2 separate regions of the Homo sapiens genome follow, and region 2 is linked to region 1. The links are chromatin loops, found by intact Hi-C in ENCODE. Cell type or tissue: endothelial cell of umbilical vein. All regions are shown on one strand.

Region 1 (5,000 bases):
TCTTAGTCCATTCGTGCTGCTATAACAAAATATCTGAGACTGGGTAATGTGTAAAGGACAAAAATTTATTTCTCACAGTTCTGGTGGGTGGGAAGTCCAAGATCAAGGTGCCAGCAAATTTGTAGTCTAGTGAGGGCTGCTCTCTGCTTCCAAGATGGCACTTTAAATGCTGAGTCTTCCAGAGATGAGGAATGCTGTGTCCCAACATGGTGGAAAGGACAGAAAAGCAAAAGAAGGAAACCGAGCTAGGCAGCTCCCTCAAGCCCTTTCATAAGGTCACTATCCCATTCATGAGGGGGCTCTTCCCTCACGACTTAATTATCTCCTAAAGACGCTACCTGTAATCCCAACACTTTGGGAGGCCAAGGCGGGCAGATCATGAGGTCAGGAGATTGAGACCATCCTGGCCAACATGGTGAAACCCCGTCTCTACTAAAATACAAAAAATCAGCTGGGCATGGCACACCTGTAGTCCCAGCTACTCGGGAGGCTGAGGCAGGGGAATTGCTTGAACCCGGGAGGCAGAGGTTGCAGTGAGTCGAAATCATGCCACTGCACTCCAGCAGCCTGTAAACAGAGCAAGACTCCATCTCAAAAAAAAAAAAAAAAGACTCCACTTCTTAATACTATCACACTGGGGTGTGAGTTTCAACATGAATTTTGGAGGACACACAAGCATTCCAACCATAGCAAATTTACTTTATTAAAAAAGAAAAAAAAAAAGGAAAATCCTGTCTCCAAACATGATATTTTAAGAGTTGATATATTTACATCCCAATTTTCCAATTGCTTACATACATATTTGTGACGATCATTTTTAGCTGAGAAAAGTTTCAGTAAATTAAAAAAATCTCATATTATCTATTAATATCTTATTCAGATAAGATCAAATTTCTAACCTAGATTTTAGGTTAAGACATAGTCATTTGTTGTAATGTGAGAATGACAGAGAGAGAGAGAGATATTAACTAGCAGAATCCAACTATAAAAATAAATTTAAGGGCACAATTCTCTACTAATGACTCCCCCAGACAAATTATTACTTGGATAGCAATGAATCAACTAAAAATGGAAGCGAGAATAGTTTGAGTCCTTTTTGCAATGGATGGATGTTTATGAGACTATTAAGTGAAGAGGGTTCAGAAACAAGGGGATAAATGGCACGCTAATTCGGGGTTGAATGGAGTAATGGGATGGTCTTGGAAATATAAGAATCTTGCTTAATGGGGCTTGTCTACTTGCAATTCAATAAACTAATATACGTAAATTAAAAGAGATAAAGGACATGAGCACTCAGAACAAAATTACAGGAATAAATTTAGCAAAGGGGCACCAAAGTTGAGAGAAGGGTCACTGTTCCACGTCAGACATCTTTAATTCTTGCGTCATGGAGATGGTAAGCCAGCGAACAGAGTCTTCTGTCTGGAAGCTAAAACCAGCCTTTGGGATGGCTTCAGAGAGACTGTTCAGACTCAAGATGCAAAAGTAGATGTTGCATGGTCGAAAATATCCCGAAGGTAAAGGCTTTTTTCTTTTTTTCTTTTTTTTGAGACGGAGTTTTGCTCTGTTGCCCAGGCTGGAGTGCAGTGGCGCGATCTTGGCTCACTGCAACCTTTGCCTCCTGGGTTCAAGCAATTCCCTGCCTCAGCCTCCCGAGTAGCTGGGATTACAGGCGCCCACCACCATGCCCAGCTAATTTTTTGTATTTTTAGTAGAGACGGGGTTTCACCGTCTTGGCCAGGCTGGTCTTGAACTCCTGACCTCGTGATCCACCTGCCTCGGCCTCCCAAAGTGCTGGGATTACAGGCGTGACCCACCGCGCCCGGCCGGCAAAGGCATTTTCAAAGACAATGGTGCTCGGGGAAAAGAATGCTGTGTGTTTTAAAAGAAAAAAAAAATAAAAGAAAGAATGGAAACAAGGAAGAAGAAGTGACCAGAGGGTGGGGTGACCATATGTTCTGGTTTGCAAAGTACACGTAAGGTTATGTCTGCTGTCCCGGTGCAATTATAACAGTGCCCCTTGCACTCTCCGAATGTCCGGATTTGGATGATAAATCATATGATCACCCTGCCAAAGAGAGCAAATTAGCCAGAAGACCCATGTGTCGATTTCAAACGGTGTGGACTGATCCGCAGGCGCGCTCAGGCCGCTGCCCAGCTGAACGGTGTGCACCACCTCTGCCTCGCCCTACCTCGCCCTGCCTGGGTGAGTCTCCAGGAAGGCTACAGCGGAACCCTCGGCTCCCACGTTGCTCTGGTGCCACCTGCAGGTTATGTGGGGGAACTGCTTCTCTCTACCCCACTACCCACCACCCTGCCTCCCCACCCTGATCCTGGGCAGCCTTGGAGTTGACCAAAAGACATTCAGAGCACCCGAAGCCCTGGGTGGGGAATGGGCTGGACCCCGCAGTGAAGCCTGCGTTACGGAATCAGACGGGCCCAGCTTAAACCAACAAAGCCAAGCTCTTCCTCTTCCTACCCACTCCTGTCCTGTCTCATTTTGTAGAGAGGAAACTGAAGCCTAATTCAGAATTTTCATTGGTAGCATTGTGAAGCATACAGCTGGAACCTCCCAGGTGCCATTCCCCACATCTCTGTCTTTCCCCTAATACATTAGGATAGTGGGTAAGCAAGAGAACTTAAGTTTACTGAGCTCCTATTGTGTACTGGGCAGAGTAGGCACTTTTATCTCCAGCCTCGCAATTGATGGGAAATAGGTGATTATACAACCGGGATATAGGATCAGAGTGGGCTAGTGATGTGCTCACAGTATCTCAGCTGAAATTGGAACCTAGGGGTCTTTGACTCTAAAGGTAGTGCTCTTTTTGGGTCTCCAGTTTGAGCAATACTTGCAAAATGCAAAGAACACCATGAAAATCTTACATTGATCCATAAAAGACTGTATTGCAAACAAAAACATGGAGTGTCTTCGTGGGGGAGACGGTGAGGCAGGGAGATTATCTCAATTCTGTGCAACCTGAGAACTCTCTGAGGAAAATGAAAAAAGCCCGACTGAGTGCAATTTGTCTGATAAACAAAATCTGTCAGAATGTGGGGCCTTGTGAGTGCTAAGTGAAGGTAAGAAACCACGGTGCTGGACATTTTCTAAGGTGTTCTTTATGAAATTACTCAGGGCCTCAGTGCCTTCACCTTCTTCATGAGCCTAGGCAGTTTCCCCATCTGTCTTCATCCTACTGCCTGACATCCTATCTATCAAACTGCTTTTGGAGTTATGACTCAATAAAATAAAAATCATGGTGGGAGTCATTTACACCCTAGTGAGAGTCATCTAAGATTCCCTTTTCTTCTCAGACCTTTTAGCTGAAGTTGGTTATGAGAGAGGTTGGGGAGGAGGAAAAGGGTCGGGGCGAGCAATCTTGGAGCTTGCACTGTTTCTTGCCGACGACCTGGCACAGTGTGAAAATGTCAATCTAAATGGAGAGCTCTATGCATGTTCCAGTCTATTCCCTTTGTCACCAATACCAATCCCCAAAGCAGAGCCCCCGGGAGGGCTGGACTGAAAAGCCTGGAGGTAATAGAAAATGCTTGGCTTTGGATTTCAGGTCAAGTTCTGCCGGCGACTTGCTGTGTAAGATTAGACAAGTCAGTTCACCTCTTTGCACTTCAGTGACCTCATCTGTAAAAGGCTGGTCTGGACTAGATTAAAGACTTTCTTTAGGTTTTGCAATTTTTGTTGTTGTTGTTGATGGTTGTGTGTGTGTGTGTGTGTGTGTGTGTGTGTGTGTGTGTTTAAACAGAGTCTCACTCTGTTGCCCAGTTAGAGTGCAGTGGCGCAAACTCGGCTTACTGCAAATTCTCCTGCCTCAGCCTCCGGAGTAGCTAGGATTACAGACGTGCGCCACCACACCCAGATAATTTTTGCATTTTTCATAGAGATGGGGTTTCACCATGTTGGCTAGGCTGGTCTTGAACTCCTGACCTCAGGTGATCCGCCCGCCTCGGCCTCCCAAAGTGTTGGGATTACAGGCGTGAGCCACTGCGCTCGGCCTGCAATTGTTTTTTGTTTTAATGTTATATTCAATTCTTCCTCCATCTTTATTAAAGTATAATTGATAAAAATTGTGTATATTTACAGTGTTCAATGTGATGTTTTGATATATGCATACATTATGAAATGATTAAATCAAGTTAATTAACATTTTCATCACTTCACATACTTTTATTATTATTATTATTATTGTGGTAAGAATATTTAAGATCTATTGGCTTAGAATAGTGTTTACTAGAGGCGAGGAAGGGTAAGGGGGAGGGGGTAGCCAAAGGTTGGCTAACAGGTTAACAGATACATGAGTACATGGCTGAGTTTGGTGGCTCACACCTATAATCCTAGCACTTTAGGAGACTGAGGTGGGAGGATCACTTGAACTCAGGAGTTTGAGACCAGCCTGTGCAACATAGGGAGACCCCATCTCTTTAAAAAATTTAAAAAATTAACCAGGCATGTTGGTGCATGCCTGCGGTCCCAGCTACTCTGGAGGCTGAGGTGGGAGGATCACTTGGGCCCGAGAGGTCAAGGCTACAGTGAGTTGTGATTGCACCACTGCACTTTAGCCTGGGGGGCAGAGTGAGACCCGGACTGGAAAAAAAAACAAAACAGCTAAATAGGAGGAGTAGTTCTAGTGTTCTTTAGCATTATAGGGTGATGATAATTTATGACAATTTATTATATATTTTCAAATAGCTAGAAGAGTGCATTTTGAATGCTCCCAGAACAAAGAAAAGATAAATGTTTGAGGTGGTGGAGATGCTAATTACCCTGATTGGATCATTGCACATTGTATAAAAATATTATACTGTACCCCAAAAATATGTACAATTCTTGTGTCAATTAAAAATAATAATAAAAGCAAAAAATCTCTCTTAGCAATTTTCAAGTATACATTATTATTAACTGTAGTCATCATTCTGTAGAACAGATCTCCAGAACTTATAACATTATATTTAATTCTGATCAAAGTACTAGATACACAGAGTTAAGA
Region 2 (5,000 bases), 250 kb before region 1:
TCTTTGAAAAATAGCGCCTTAAAAACTTGATTCCTGAATGCACTCTGTCTCCCTCTGGTGGCAGAAAAGAATTGATGCACTTCCCAAAGCCAGTTTTACAAAACACTCTTACAAATAGAAAACCTGAAGCTAGGACTTTTTTTTTCCCCATAGGTTTTTGGGGAACAGGTGGTATTTGGTTACATGAGTAAGTTCTTCAGTGGTGATTTGTGAGATTTTGGTGCACCCATCACCCGAACAATATACACTGAACCTGATTTTATCCCTCACCCCCTTCCCACCCTTTCCCCCTGAGCCCCCAAAGTCCATTGTGTCATTCTTATGCCTTTGCACCCTTGTAGCTTAGCTTCCCCTTTAAGTGAGAACATACGATGTTTGGTTTTCCATTCCTGAGTTACTTCACCTAGAATAATAGTCTCCAATCCCATCCAGGTTGCTGCGAATGCCATTAATTCATTCCTTTCTATGGCTGAGTAGTATTCCATCACATATATACACCACAGTTTCTTTACCATTCCTTGATTGATGGATATTTGGGTTGCTTCCACATTTTTGCAACTGCAAATTGTGAAGCAAGGAATTTCTGTTTAAAGTAGCTTTAATATCTCCAAGATATGCAATAAATTAACTGTTAGCAAATTATTTCATTTATTCACTCAACAAATATTTATGAAGCATCTAATATGCCAAGCCTGGTTCTGGGGCTGTGGATACAGAGACAAACTCCCTGCCCACATGGACTTAGCTTTTAGCAATAAAGAATAATGTTTTAGCAATTAAAAAATAATGTTTCACATACTCACTGGCCTTTTCATTTTTTTTTTCATTTTTATTTTTATTTTTTGGAGATGGAGTCTTGCTCTGTCACCTAGGCTGGAGTGCAGGGGCACGATCTCAGCTCACTGCAACCTCTGCCTCCCGGGTTCAAGCAATTATCCTACCCCAGCTTCCCAAGTAGCTGGGATTAAAGGCACGTGCCACCACACCCAGCTAATTTTTCATATTTTTAGTAGAGACGAGGTTTCACCGTGTTGGCCAAGCTGACCTCAAACTCCTGATCCACCTGCCTTAGCCTCCCAAAGTGCTGGTATTACAGCCGTGAGCCACCGTGCCTGGCCTGGCCTTTTCTTTTAATGTACATGAAGTGAAATGTATTTACGTGCATGAAATGTCAAATACTCTGGGAAAGCCTGTGATTTTGCATTGCTGCTTTCTCTCTTCAGTTCCTTATCTGTCATTCTCACCTTGACCTCCCCAGGCAGGTCCAGAACTTTCCACCCCGTGCCCTCAAGAAGAACCTGTTGAATAAAATGACTATGGGCCATGGAATCGAAACCCAGGGAATCCAAACTAAGAGGCTTTATTGTCAGCTAAATAAAAGGGCTTTTGCAGTTTCACTTGCCCATATTATAAGCTAAAACATTGACAGTTATAAAAGTGAGGGAGTCTCATAACTAATAGGTCTCTATAAAACTGATGCAATAACGTATCTTAGCAAAAATTTTGTATATAAACACTGCAACTGTGTGAACATGTGCCTGCAGTCCTAGCCACTTGGGAGGCTGAGGCAGGAGGGTTCCTTAGGCCCAGGAGTTTCAGTCCAGCCTGGGCAACATAGTGAGACCCTATCTCTAACAAAAAATAAAATAAAATAAAATAAAATAAAATAAAATAAAATAAATTCTCCCTTGACTGCGTACGAAAGCTCCTGTGCATATCGATGGAGGCAAGGAGAAGCAGTACCTGGAGAGGGTGGGGGTTGTTTTGGAACCTCAGCTCAGCCAGGGGCAATGGAGCTGAGGGCGGAGGTGACAATGCTGTATGACTTCTGTCTCTACTAGCTCCTGAACTGCAGCCACAGATGCCTGTTACACTTGGACCCAAGCAACCCTACATAAGCTGTGAGTCATTGTGCTCGTGAGTCACCTATTCAGAGAATGTGAGTTCTGCAAGCAGCATTTCTCTTCTCTTCACTACTGATGGTGAAGGAATATCAACAGGATGGAGAAAAGTCAATGGTCTGAATATGGTGTTTGCTCTCACCTGTTGTCTGTCCCTGGAGCTGCCTGCTGTAGGCATGTTACTGACAGCAACATGTGACGGCTTCTCCATCGTGCCTCCAAGGGGTTTCTTCACTTCAATTTCTTCCTACATACTGGGCTTGCTCATAGGTCATCCCAAACTTCAGGTCTTAAGAATACTGCCATAGATAGTCCTTTTATGAGCTAGCTGATCATATCTTTGGAATATGGTAAAAATAATTAACACTAGAAGATGGACCCACAGGGAAAAGGGCAGTCAGGTATGTCTGAAACCTAAGAAAGGATTTGGCTGTGTTTTCCAGGGATGTAAGGATAATAGTATATAGAACAGAACACCTAGGCCAAATTGTTGGTTAGGAATGTCATCTCCTTGGTTTGTTTTTTTAGTGTCTTGCTATCTGTTCCGAATCTTAGAACCACAACTCTAAAAGAGTTCTGAAAAATTTTGCCTTCAAGGCTCACCTTTATATAAAATTCACTATGGCTGAAACGAAACTCATATTCCTTCTTGTTTCTGTCTTAGGTTTTCTCTTGGATTGGTGGTGCTGAGGCTTGAAACATTGGAGAAATGTTTGATGTTTTTCTCTCTCTTTTCTTTCCCCTCTCCTTCACTAAGCATGGGACAATTATTCCTTGTGTCTTTTACATACATCTGTTTATTGCCAGTCCCCATGTGGGGATGTCTTGGCAGTTGTGTATGTTGGCCTGAACCTCAGGAGAGAAATCTCAGCCAGAGATAAATTTGGGGATGAAGAAGCCAAGAAGATAACCAGGGACAGGGTAGGTAGAGCAAGAAGATAAAACCAGGCTAAAAACCTAAAGACAAAAATGTTTAAAAAATGAGCAAGGGGATCACAGAAAAAACAGAAATGGGCAAGAGGAGCTGGGCACAGTGGTGCATGGCCGTAATTCCAGTAATTCAGGAGACTGGTGCAGGGGGATCACTTCAGCTGAGACCACCAACATAGTGAGACCTCGTCTCTAAAAAAATATTTTTAAAAATTAGGTGTGGTGGTGTATGACTGCATTCTCAGTTACTTGCGAGCCTGAGGCAGGAGGCTCACCTGAGCTCAGGAGTTAGCGACCAGACTTACCCAATGGACTTGACTTAGAGATGCATTACCTGTGGGAACCCCTGAAACTTAGGGCATGTGCTACAATCCCCAAAGTTCCCTAGAGTAGTCTTAGACTCAGCCCTGTCTGTCACCCTAATGTCATAATGACTCCCGCACTGGTCTATAACAGTGCCAGAAATCTGACTAGTAGGAGTTCATTGATTTGGGTTAAGGCAGTGACTTTTTGTTTTCTAACAAATTTGAAACCAATTATTATTCAGAGCCCAAATATTCAAGCTCCTTCCACTGCTCCTACACCCACAGAAATTAGAGCTGGAGAGCAAGTCAGATTGCTCTGGGGATTAGGAGTGGGTGTGTCCATTCCCTAAGGTGGCTCAGACCTCCTGGTGCAGGGTTTGGGGAACAGGGAGCTCAGTCCTAAGGTAACATCATGGGGATTTTAGTCTCTGAAGAGCTAAAGCTTTCAGTCTGAAAACTGTATTTGAAGATGTCTCAATTCATATTGCCATTCTGTTGGGAAAAGTTACACATTGAGTCAACCTCAGTAATTAATTCCCAATCGTAAATTCATTTGTCAAGTTGGCCAGCTGAGCCCACAGGAAAGTGGCCATCCACGGTGTCAAGGTTAATAGAAGATGGAGAGGACTAACTATTTCAGATTTTCTCACACTTTAGTGGGCATTAGGATCACCTGGGGAGCATGCCAAATCTCAGACTCCTAGAGGCCACCACACCCCTAATTCTGATTCTGCAGACCTAGACTAAGATCAAGAAAATTTTATTCTAACACGTTTTTCAGGTGAGGTTCCCAGGCTGATGGTGAGAACTACACTTTGAAAAACACTGGTAAAAACATTGTAGACCCAGTTATAGGAAATACCCAGAACAGGTAAATCCATAGAGACAGAACACAGAGCAGTGGGTACCAGAGCTGGGAAAAGGGGAAATGGGAAGTGAATTAATGGGAACAGAGTTTCCTTTTGGGGAGATGAAAAAGTTATGGAACTAGAGAGAACCGTTGGATGTGTGCTGTGAATGTACTTAATGACTCTCATTGTATACTTTAAAATGGTTAAAACAGTACATTTTATGTAATGTCTACTTTACCCCAAATTTTAAAATAAACAAATAAATGAAAACACTGCACGCATTTAAAACCTCTGCTGCCATCATCGTCACTGAGCTGACCAAGTCTATGTTTGATTTGCTTCGTGTTTCTGCGTGGTCTCCGCTTTGCAGCTGGTGACTCCATGTAGGTAAATGTGTAAGTCAGCTTAGGAGCTTGAAATTTTACCCCTGTGTTGTTTGGCTCTTGTGTCTTCATCTTACTTTCTATGGTCCCCAGATAAAAGGATGGAGAATAATGTATCTATCCATTTGCTTCTTTTAGTTTACTGCGATATGTGGCCGTTTAGGTGGCACACAATATCACCAGTGTGGTCCCATTTTATATGAAAAGTAAGTAGGATCAGACTGTATTGGTAGAGTGAAATTAATACAGTTAATTTGATTAAAATGAGACCTTCAAACAACAGAACCCTCACATAATTTATCATGAGAAGAGGAGCGACTTTGAAGACCCTTTGTGGCACCTGTGTGCTGGGTTTCTCATTGGCAACGTAGTTAGAATCATTGGCCACTGTAGAGGTTAATCACTTTTATTTTACAATAATCAAGCAATTCAAATCCGCTCACCTTTTCTGTGATAAGTGGCTATCAACAGTATGCTAGCTAACAGATTTTTAAACTTACTTTGGAATCATTTTAGATTTATAGAAAAGTCGTGCGGAGTCCAGAGTCCCACATACCCTTTTCCCAGTTTCCCTAACATGAACATCTTACACGTCTACAGCACGTTTGTCAAAACCAAGAAATTAACATT

What was found. Hi-C counts contacts between places; a loop is a spot of excess contacts. Peaks named below come from ENCODE experiments on the same cell type or tissue, not always from the same donor. Only the 100,000 strongest peaks of a DNase experiment are listed, where the experiment ranks them.
Region 2: a loop joins it to region 1, with 10 times the contacts of the local background. A loop is called at or near these places in 6 of 110 quality-filtered maps.

Annotation. Positions count from the first base shown.
Region 1 is chr10:30,389,944-30,394,943 of GRCh38, reverse strand. No RefSeq gene overlaps it. Among named protein-coding and RNA genes, the nearest start is that of MIR7162, 24 kb to the right of the region's middle. In endothelial cell of umbilical vein, a CTCF peak has its summit at 2,262 (motif pointing left); a DNase peak (open chromatin) is centred at 2,243; H3K27me3 peaks cover 391 bases.
Region 2 is chr10:30,635,187-30,640,186 of GRCh38, reverse strand. No RefSeq gene overlaps it. Among named protein-coding and RNA genes, the nearest start is that of LYZL2, 7.9 kb to the right of the region's middle. In endothelial cell of umbilical vein, a CTCF peak has its summit at 49 (motif pointing left); DNase peaks (open chromatin) are centred at 26 and 1,916; H3K27ac peaks cover 18 bases; H3K27me3 peaks cover 300 bases.